Regions from separate parts of the Homo sapiens genome. Here regions 1 and 2 are each linked to region 3. A link is a contact called in ENCODE Hi-C or POLR2A ChIA-PET data. All regions are on one chromosome and are shown on one strand. Each heading gives the region's core, a stretch centred on a gene start or an enhancer-like site at or near the end of the contact. The rest is flanking DNA. Distances are from core to core; before and after follow the strand shown.

The links. Hi-C counts contacts between places; a loop is a spot of excess contacts on that map. ChIA-PET counts read pairs that join two places held with the same protein, here RNA polymerase II (POLR2A). Pooled maps may share reads with other maps.
Region 1: a loop to region 3 is called in a map of posterior vena cava, with 2.0 times the contacts of the local background. The contact joins the enhancer-like site here to the promoter of CIMIP6 in region 3. A Hi-C loop is called at or near these places in 3 of 168 maps with a recorded cell type or tissue (adrenal gland, esophagus muscularis mucosa and posterior vena cava), 1 of 37 single-sample maps with no recorded cell type and 4 of 50 pooled maps. POLR2A ChIA-PET finds 5 or more read pairs at or near these places in 2 of 52 experiments (OCI-LY7 and endothelial cell of umbilical vein).
Region 2: a loop to region 3 is called in a map of ascending aorta, with 2.1 times the contacts of the local background. The contact joins the enhancer-like site here to the promoter of CIMIP6 in region 3. A Hi-C loop is called at or near these places in 3 of 168 maps with a recorded cell type or tissue (Caco-2, ascending aorta and left ventricle myocardium inferior) and 5 of 50 pooled maps. POLR2A ChIA-PET finds 5 or more read pairs at or near these places in 1 of 52 experiments (AG04450).

The regions. Positions count from the first base shown.
Region 1 is chr2:54,436,895-54,440,539 of GRCh38, forward strand. The region is part of intron 3 of LOC102724072 (a long non-coding RNA gene); the gene reads left to right. Among named protein-coding and RNA genes, the nearest start is that of SPTBN1, 18 kb to the right of the region's middle. Within about 2 kb of position 1,582, at least 7 of the 41 ENCODE cell types and tissues checked have a DNase peak (open chromatin) inside an H3K27ac peak, as active enhancers do.
Region 2 is chr2:54,239,774-54,243,293 of GRCh38, forward strand. All of the region lies in intron 3 of ACYP2 (acylphosphatase 2), which reads left to right. The region is part of intron 1 of LOC105374610 (a long non-coding RNA gene); the gene reads right to left. Among named protein-coding and RNA genes, the nearest start is that of TSPYL6, 15 kb to the right of the region's middle. Within about 2 kb of position 1,323, at least 7 of the 41 ENCODE cell types and tissues checked have a DNase peak (open chromatin) inside an H3K27ac peak, as active enhancers do; they include ascending aorta and left ventricle myocardium inferior, where a contact is called at or near this core.
Region 3 is chr2:54,328,886-54,332,376 of GRCh38, forward strand. It overlaps CIMIP6 (ciliary microtubule inner protein 6), which reads left to right and starts at 1,999. Exons shown (of 5, transcript NM_001100396.2): 1 at 1,999-2,116. The coding sequence starts at 2,091.

The sequences.
Region 1 (3,645 bases), core at 332-2,831, 110 kb after region 3:
TCTCGAGCTCCTGACTTCAGGTGATCCATCCACCTGGGCGTCCCAAAGTGCTGGGATTACCAGTGTGAGCCACCGCACTCAGTCAGATTTTTAAAAGAGGTAAAACCAGGATAAGATATGAGAAAACAGTCGTTTCATACATTGTTCATAAGTGTATAAATTGATATAATGTTTTGTGTTGGCAATGTTGCAATACTTATTAAAATTGAACCCCACATTTTACTTCTACTGTAGAAGTAATTATAGTAGTAACCTATAGAAAACATTCCCCTAAGTACACAAAGACAAATGTACATGAATGATGTACATAGTTCCTAACAGCTAAACACTGGAAACAAACCTCTGAAAAGAATTTGGTAGATCTATATGTACTTACACAGAAAGGGTTCCAAGATACAGCAACATGTAAAAAGAGCAAGTTATAAAAATGATTTAGAAAATGATTCAATTTTTGTTATATGCAGAGGAAAAAAAATCTAGTGTCATATAGACTAAAATATAAATACTAGCTATTTCTGGGGGTTGGCATTTTGGAGTACCTTCCATTTCTATCTCATGTTATTTCTGTAATATTTGATCATATACTAAGGGTAAAAGAAAAACAATTTAAAAAATAACAGTATGAACATCACTTACATAGCTTTCTTGCCAACCCCCAGAAATAGCTAGATTAGATTCAGGATCATGTTAAATCTGAAGCTAAACATGAGGAAACAACAATCAGATAAATCCAGATTGTGTGAGATGCTGCAAGATAACTAACCTGGACTCCTAAAATGTGTCAATGTCATGAAAAATGAAAAGAGTCATGGAGACTGTTCTAGATTACAAACAACTAAAGAGACCTGACAATGAAACACAATATGTGATATCTGACTGGATTCTAAATTTAGACACACATGAAAAAACATTATAAAGGACCTTCATGGAACACAACTGCATGGGTGACTCTACATGACAGAATAGTATTTCTAGGATCATATTTTGGGAAATGCTGGGATAGAAAATGTCCCTTTAACTGAAGCTTATTGTGACCCTTCATGCTAGATGTTCCTATATTTTTTTTTCTTATTTAATCCTGGTAATTTACAGAAGAAGATGATGATTTTCTATCAAACTTAAACTCTAATTATTACTCTGATTGTTGAGAGATGCCAATATATTCATTTCTAGAATATCTTACCTGGTTTATAGATTTTTCAATTAGTGCTTAGATACCAACTGTAATTTATTATCAAGTTGGGGAATTTCTGAGCTGTAGGGGATCTTAGAGGAATTGTGGGATCAACCCTTATCATTTTACAGATGAGCAAAGGAACTCCGATGGGCTATGTGACTTACAGATATTTAATTAGGAGAACCGGCTTTGGAAACCTAGCCTCCAAATTCAGTAGTCTTACCATAAAACTATTATGATTTACTTACCCTTGCTGAATGCCAGCAGTGGACAAGGCATCATAACGGCCTGCCCTAAGGCACCCTTCTGCCGGAAAGAGGCTCAACACTTGAGGAGGAATTGCATGACAATCTTCAGGGAGCAAGAGCATCCAACTCCCCGCACTTCTAATCATGCAGGCAGTCTGCCGAGTCCACGTTGCACTAAGGCATGCCCTTTGCCTGACTTGTTTGTTACATAAGAAAGCACTAGGAGTTCGAGCCAATACTCTTTTTTCTTTAAAAAAAAAAAAAAAAGACAAAAGACAAAGCAAACTGACTGCTTATGGAAGATGGATCACAAAAGAGTCCTAAGTCCTTTCCTTATCCTCCTAATAAACGTTTCCCTCACAACATATTTCCAGTAGGCCTCAATCCATCTGGTAGAATGATGGGGGAGATTAAATCATTTGTTCTTTATAAAATGTGTGTAACACTTTCTCAACTACACTAAGACTCCAGATTTATACAACCCTCATTTTATATCTCCCTCTGAGAATAACCTCCTGATTTACAGGATTTAAAGAAGTCAAAAGCCCTTCTCCCTAAAGCAATTTTCTTCACTGGCTTATACCCATTCTTTTTTTAGATGGAGTCTCTCTCTGTTGCCCAGGCTGGAGTGCAGTGGTGTGATCTCAGCTCACTGCAACTTCTGCCTCCCAGGCTCAAGCAATTCTCCCTAATTTTTGTATTTTTAGTAAAGACCGGATTTCACTATGTTGGTCAGGCTGGTCTTGAACTCCTGACCTCAGGTAATTGGTCTGCTTCGGCCTCCCAAAACGCTGTGATTACAGGCATAAGCCACCATGCCTGTCCTTATACCCACTCTTTAGGAGGCCAATGGAATGCCCCCCAATGATGATAGTAAAAGGGTGACTTCCCTTGTTGAGGGGGTAGGACAGGCACAGGGCTCTTGAGAGCACAGAGAGCCACAAAGGTGACCAAGACCAAGGTTTGTAGAGGTAAGTCCAAGTCTAAATAGCTGGAAAAGCACATGCAACCTCAAATCTGGAGACTACCAAGATTGTGGTCGTGAATCGAGGGTTTGGAATTGAATGGAAATGGGTTGGCTGCACAGACAGGTCAGGGCCAGGCAAGACTGTCTTGGAAAATAGCCCCAGATTCTAGCTGGCATGTGTCGTTTGCCATGTGTGGTTGGCAGGGTCTTGTGTCTCGAATTGGCTGATGTGGCCAGGATCAGGTGGGACCAGAAGAGCCACTGCACGATCAGTGAACTACTGTTGAGATCTCCAGGGCCTGAGTTAGGGTCTGGAGTGAAAACTGGATCCCCACATTCAGGGGGTCAGCAGGGTGTGAGGTCAAAGGTAAACCCATTGTTGGTCTAATAATCAAATTTGACAAATCAAAAGAGGAGTAAGAATCCAAGCATGAAGCCACGGAGAGCAGGCAGCCCAGGCAGCCAACCTTAGAAGTGTGTAGTGCAGGGCTGGGGTGGAGAGGGGTTGGGAGGATGCCAGGCCCAAAGAGTAGATGGTACAGCCACTTTTCATCGTGTTCCTGCTGTTCCGAATGGGGACGTATCTGTGTCATTAAAATACCACTGGACATTTGTTTACTCTGTTTCTTTGCAATTAACTGAGAGTATGAAGTAGAAAGGAGAAGTTTGCTTATGGGGAGAGTATGTTTGTGTTGACAGGAAGTCCTATGGGAGCCCTTCAGAGTTTCAAACATGCAGTCATTTTTCTGTGCCGGGGCAGGAAGAAGCAGGGGATATGGCCGAAAGGACTGCTCCTTGATTAGCCATACTGAGTTCTCCAACTGACTAGTTGGAGATCCATGGATCAGATCAGGTGCTTGCAATTTGGAGAGGGTATGTAAAGTTCCTACACTCAAGTTCTAACAGCTCAGTTCAGACACATTTATGCTTAAGCCCCAAGGAAGGGAACCAGGAAGCCCGAGTACTAGAGAAGGCTATGTTCCCAGCATGAAAGCCTGAGAAGACTGAGTGCCAACAGCACAGGGAAGAAAGAGAGAGTGAACCCCAAGGGTGCTCCCAGGCCTACTCAGAGAAGAGGGTAGATGGTGGGGTCCAGCTCACAGGATGCCAGTGTGCCCCTCTTTACCCCAGCCTCAACCACAATAGCTCAGCTTTTGTCTGTGTCACATAATGGGTTCTCTGTAACTTTCAATCGGCTTTAGATCACTTGAAAATGACCACCCTGTACCAGCAATGCCAAATGCCATCCCCAT
Region 2 (3,520 bases), core at 73-2,572, 90 kb before region 3:
ACTCTAAATAGAGGGCTCAGTTGTGGCTCACCAAGAAGCTAAATATGCTGTTTTCATGGTAGAATAGGGAAGAAGAAACTGGTAAATATTTCCAAATGTCATGTGTTTACATATGAATCTATTCACTTCTTTATTTTTAAAATTCTTCTGAGAAGTACTTTAGAAGTAATCCCTAAATTTAAAGTATTTATAACAAAAATTTTACATATTCTCACCAGTTTAGAGCATTACCCAGAAGGAATTGTGACTCCATGGTCCAGGGGATTAGAGTTAGTCATTAGGGGTGGGAATTTCTTCTCAGAACGAAGTTAGAGCTCTGTAACCATCTTATGTGACCAAGTAGATGTTTGAGAAAGATCTGGAATTAACGTAATGAAGGTGAGTAGCACTGAGAATGCCCATAGAGTCTGTAGCTTAGATGGGGGTGGGTGTCACCATGATCTTAGTGTTGCACTTTTTGGAAACTAGGTTTAGGTGAGGAATGAAGTCACAATCCCCTAAGAAGGGAATAATGAATAAACTAGTTATATCAGCTTATTACTTTAGAGTAGAAAACAGACCTCATGCAGGAATCATTCTGCATATGTGGTGAAGCCTTCTTGGTGAGCAGACAAACAAAAAAGAAAATTCACTTTTTCTAAAAAAATAGCACATCAGACCTTTGTAGCCTGGAGAACTCATTCTTCTCTACTTTAGAGGTGTTTCTTTTTCTAATAACTGGGAAGGGCTGTCTCTAACCGGAGCTCCTGTACCACCCCTAAAGATATCAATAATTTCTCATTCTCCAACTTTTAGTTTTCCCATTTTTATTGGTCCTCAAAACTTTGTCTTTGCGGCACTCCCTGCCTCATCATACTTGTGACAAGTTGAATTCCTAAGACTCAGGCTCGTATTACAAAGGATGCAATTTAGATGAGCAACTCCCTGGTGAGATGAGTGGCTCTCTGGCAAACGGGGTGGGGAACATAGAGAACTAAGAGTCAGGAAACTTGGGGCCTATATCTAGGGCATCTGTTACCTAACATTCTGACCCAGACTATGTTTTCCTTGCTTCAGTGGCTTAGGCTGCAAAATAAGGTCCCTTTCACCTTTGACACATAATCCAGATCTTGTACTTTACTTTAGTAATTTTAGAAAGAAGACATTTAGGCCGAGGAGATGAATGTCTGTTCTCATTGAGGTAATGAGGTTTTCTACCACTTTATTTTTCTTGGTAAAGTCTTTGCTTATAATCTGGCAGCCTTTATTTGTATTCCTTTTTCTTCCTTTGGCTGGCTGGAGAGCAAGTGCCATTGACATGGCCCAAAGAGTATCATCTTTTCAGCCTTGGAGCAAGGAGTCTCAGAGTAGAGCACCCCCACTCCCTCCCCAAATGCCTGTGAATGACAAGGCAGGAAAAACATTTTTTAATTAAGTCAATTCAGTTGTTACAAGTTGAATTAATCTCTAATTTAGGGATATCATGGGAAACTATTTATAATATATGCCAGCTGACCCTTATCCAAATTTCCATGGAAATAGCAATGTTATAACACAGGGTGTTCTTGGACTGCTCTAAAAATTCCAGCTGGTTTAAGTATGATATTGAACCGAAAAATGAAGCCTTCTACTAACAAATGTGTTGAAGTATGCACTCAGGTGCTCAGGAGGTATAGGCTTAGCTTGAAAAAATTCAAGGCATGATACCCTGGGCTTTCCCTCAAACCTCTTTAATTAAGACCTCTGATATTGTTGTGTTGTTTCTATCTGAAGTCAAATGGGAATTGCAGAAAGTTTTGCAGTTTTTTTTTTCTCCTCCATGAGGTAGAGATTCGTCTATGCCAGGAGAAGTGAAGATAGTCACGTCTTTCTCTTGAATGATGTAATAAAGTTTTGCAAGGGATAAACCATGTTTCACTTGTATCAGATTTATTTATCAAATGTGTTGCCATTAAGAGTATGAAAATATTTCAGCTGAGGCCAGGCGCAGTGGCTCACGCCTGTAATCCCAGCACTTTGGGAGGCCAAGGCAGGTGGATCACCTGAGGTCAGGAGTTCAGGACCAGCCTGGCCAACGTGGTGAAACCCTGCCTCTACTAAAAATACAAAAATTAGCTGGGCGTGGTGGCAGGCACCTATAATCCCATCTACTCCAGAGGCTAAGGCAGGGAGAATTACTTGAACCCAGGAGGCAGAGGTTGCAGTGAGCCAAGATCACGCCATTGCACTCCAGCCTAGGTGACACAGCAAGACACTGTATCAAAAAAGAAAAAAATTCAGCTGAAATAATAGCATATGGGAGAAATTAGCCATGTATTTATAATACGCGTAGTAAAAGTGCAGACGCTATGACTATATTGCATGCTTGGTGAAAGTAATGGCAGGTTTGCTATGTTCAAAACATTTGAATTAATCTGTTCAAACCATGCACAGCATTACAGAATTGACATTCCAGCACAGTGACTGCAGTCTGCAGCAGTTGCAGTTTTGTCATCTATACAACGTCAAACAAGATGCAAACCACCAGGCTTGGTAGATAGAATACCCTTTGAGAATTAAGTAATCCTGAGATGACTTTGCTCATCATTGATGTCCTGTGACGTCAACTGAAGGCTTGTCTTGCCCATTTCACCTTGTCATTGTGGTTATTGGTTTTCTCCATTAAAATGGAAAATTGGATTATATTTAGCAGAATGAACATATATTTGATGCTTTAGGTAAAATATATACAGTCATATGCCACATAATGACTTGATGTTTTAGGTAAAATATATACAGTCATATGCCACATAATTCAACATTTTGATCAACGATGAACTGCATATATAACAGTGGTCCCACAAGATTAAAATTAATATTTTTACTATACCTTTTTTATGTTTAGATACACAAATGTCATTGTGTTACAGTTGCCTACACTATTCAGTAACATGGCATACTATACACTCCATTGCACTCCATGTGCGCCATTGCACTCCAGTCTAGGCGACAGCCTAGGTTTGTAGCCTAGGAGCAAATAGGTTATACCACATATCCTAGGTGGGTAGTAAGCTATACCATCTAGATTCATGTAAGCACAGTCTATGATGTTCACACAACAGTGTAATCACCTAACGATGCATTTCTCAGAATGTATCCCAGTCATTAAATGATGCATGACCGTATGTATTATCTGAAGTTAGCACCCTTTAGCAAACTCCTGAATCATTAATTTGCAACCCTTTGGTTACATCTTTTTTCTTACCATTATAAGAATTTGCTTAATATGAATTTGTGGATTAAAGTGATTTAAAGTGCTCTCTATATCAGGGAGATTAGCCCTTTGTCTGTGATATGAGATGACAATATTTTTTCCCAAGTTTGACATTTTTCGTTTGAAAAATTTTTTTTGTCATGTAGATTGAAAATTTTTTTCCAGTACAATAACGCGTTTAACACTGGGGATACATTCTGAGAAATGCATCATTAGGCAATTTCTTTGTTGTGCAAATATTGTAGGGTAGACTTACACAAACCTAGATGGTAGAGCCTACTACACACC
Region 3 (3,491 bases), core at 749-3,248:
ACGCCCGGCTAATTTTTGTATTTTTAGTAGAGACGGGGTTTCACTGTGTTAGCCAGGATGGTCTCGATCTCCTGACCTCACGATCTGCCCGCCTTGGCCTCCCAAAGTGCTGGGATTATAGGCGTGAGCCACTGCACCTAGCCCACAATTTCTTTTTTAAATGTTTCTCATAGCTTTTAATAAGTCCTAGACATATGCAAGCTACTTAACAGAGATTGACATAAATATATTTAAAACTAATACCATACCGCTCAAAAGAGAGGCAAATGACTCTAATCCTGTACGGATGCAGGTGAACTTGTCAGTCTGAAAGGATCAAGTTGAGAAAATGCCCTCATTTCTTTAAGCCCTGAGATTGTTCCTGAGGGTAAGTGGTTTTAGGACTTGAAGAGATTGGTGAAGGTTGAAGCAGAAATTAGGGGGAATGATGAGGGAGTTGACTAACCCTCAAGGACATGTGGCAGCATAAGCAGATCAAGTTGATCAATAAAAATAATGGCAAAGCACTTACTAAGCATCGGGCCCTGTTCTCAGTACTCTGCCTGTATTAAATCATCTACACCTCACAACAACCCTAGGTATTTTCCCCATTTTGTGGATGAAAAAAATTGAGGCTCAGAGAGGTTAGATCATTTGCCCAAGTGAACTAGCTAGTTAAGTGGTAAAGCCAGGTTTCAAACACTGACTGCTCCCAGACCCTAAGCTCCTAATCACAGTGTGATGGTTAGGATAAGACCAGATAAGCAGGTGGTGTTTAATACAATGCCTAACAAATGCCTGGTCCCCTAGTGGAAGCTCAATTGCTATTAGTTCCCCCTGCTTTCTGGTTTTCAACCCACTTGCCCCATATTTATTTACTCATCCACTCCTTACTCACCAAACACACACACACACAATGACACATTCACACACACTCCAGTCTTTAACAACGAAGTCCACACTCAGGTATTTAGGTCACTAGGTGTCAAATCTACACATATATTCTTCTTCCTGATAGGATTTCAGGTCACATACATAAAATGAGTCCTAGGACCAACCTCTGCTCTCCCATCACTCTCCAAGGTGAATGTAAACACACACACGAACACTGACTCTGGATTCCAAACATATACGTATGCATAGCCTGATATAAGGCAGAATTCAACTCTGGACTTTTCTTTTTCCGTTATCCAGGGAAATGCGTGAGTTACTATGACAGATGCCAAAGACTTTTGGCTCTGGTAGTGGAAATTGGGAGGCAATGGTGAAATGAAGTAAGAAATTCCAGGGCCAGAAGGTGGATGCAAGTCAGCAACGGCTTTTCCCAGGAGCTTGCTCTTTTTGGGTAAGTGCTACACATACAAGCCCCAACCCGCTGCCTAAGCTACCCTATTCTGAACCCCGCTCAGGCTGCAACAGATGACACACAGCAGGGAGCCTCATTTGCAGGAGATGAGTGTTCCCTTGCTCTATTTTAATCCTGGCAGCCCAGCCGGGGAAGGTTTTGTCAGAAATGGTGGAAAACAGTGACAACCAAGCTTTCTGGAGTAAAGGCTAGGCAGCTCAGGAGCAACCAATCACGACTCGCACAGTATTGTTAACAATACAAGGGAAAACAAGTATCCTTCCCGCCGGCCCGCACTTTTGCAGCCAGCTTGGGCGACCCGTGGCAGCGCTTTGACGACGACCTGCCGGGCTCCGGAGGGCGGGCACGGCGGAGACGGCAGCAGCGCTGCCCCGCAGCTCCGGAAACAGCCCTTCCCCTATCCTCAAGGACCAAATCAGTCCTGATAAACACCCCTCCTGGCCCTACAATGGGAAGGGCAAGTTCAAACGCAGGGCGTCGAGCCCACACGCCTAGAGACGCGGCCAGGCACCCCCGCCCTCCTCGCCGCGCAGTCGCGCACAGTGAGCAACAGTCCAGCACCAACCCGGCTTAACTGCGCCTGCGCACTCCAGGAGTTTCCCCCCACGCCCCTTTCCGAGGACTAGCGCCCGTCGCTTAGCAACGCGCGAGTCACAGTCGCCGCGCTTTGCGCACCCTTTTCCTGGCAGGGCTGCGTCCCTGTTCTTCCCAGGAGGCTCCTCGCTGCCTGGTGCCGTAGAGGCCCATGGAGGAAAAGGAAGATAAGCATCAGTAAGTGCTGGGGTTTGGTGTCTTATTTCCCTTTCCAAAAACTATTTTCCTCCTTCAGGGGGAGGCCGGGATCCAGCATGGACAGTCCAGGCCAAGCTCAGACAGCCCCCTTGCTTCTCTAATTTCCAGTTGGCTGAGCGCTTACAACAATAATTTTTAAAACGCACCGTTTACTGAGCACATACTGTGTGTCAGGGACTTGACTTGCATTACCGGATCTAAAATTCTTGAAGTCATCCACTCCTTCTCACAATTATTAGCAGATTCTGTAGTCTTTACCTTTAAAATTATCCAGAATCTACCACTGCTCATCACTTTCAGTACTGTGCCCACCCAGTCCCAAGTACCAGCTTCTCTTGCCGGGATGCTGCAACAGCCCTCCAGTTGGTGGCTTTGCTTTTCCCTTACCCCTCTGCAGCCTCCTCGACACAGCAGTCAGAGCTATCCGTTTACAGCCCAGGTTAGATCGCCGTTCTCCATCCGACATCGTAGAGTAAAAGCCAAGGCACCTCCAATGGCCTATGGAGTCTACACAACACGCCCCTTACCGTTTCTTGCCTCCCTCTGACAGGACTCTGCTACAGCAAACAGGCCTTTCTGCTATCATCTGCAGTGATAAAGACCAGCATCAGCAGCACCTGGTTGTTAGGAATGCAAATTTTGGGGACTTCCCACCCCCGAGACACACAGAATCAGAAACTCTATGGCTGGGGCTCAATAATCTGGCTTCAACCAAGGCATCCAGGTGATTCTGATGTACCTTAAATTGAGACTATTAATCAAGGTAGTACATACAGCTAGTTAGGAATGATGTGGAGCCAGGGATACCCTCTTCCAAAGCCTGTATTTTTGTCCCTGGAACAATGGTTCTCACACTTGAACGTGCATAAGAATCAGCGAAACAGCTGGTTAAAACACGTTCCTGGGAACCAGCCCCAGAGATTCTGAGTTTGCAGTGCTTTCTAAAAACAAGTAAACAAAAAACTAGGTACATAAAGGAAATGGGCCCCATAAATTTGTATTTCTAACAAGGTCACAATTGATGCCAATGCTGCTACTCCAGTGCCCATACTTTTAGAAGCAGTGCGCTAAGGATGGTTACACTTCTGCTGGGAAGCTTTGGCAGTTACAGTTCACTCTGCTAGAATGCTTTTCCCACAAATATGCACTTAGCTCTCTCTTCCCCTCTTTTTTCATTTGCCACCTTCACAATGCAGCCTCCACCCTACCTGAAAATGCAAACCTACCTCCTACATACATACACTCCCTTTTCCCATTCTCTATTTTATTATTGTCCTTAGCACTTAACAGACTATATAATTTACTTTTTCATCCGCCTTTCCCCATTAGAGTGTAAGCTCTATGAGGGCAGGAA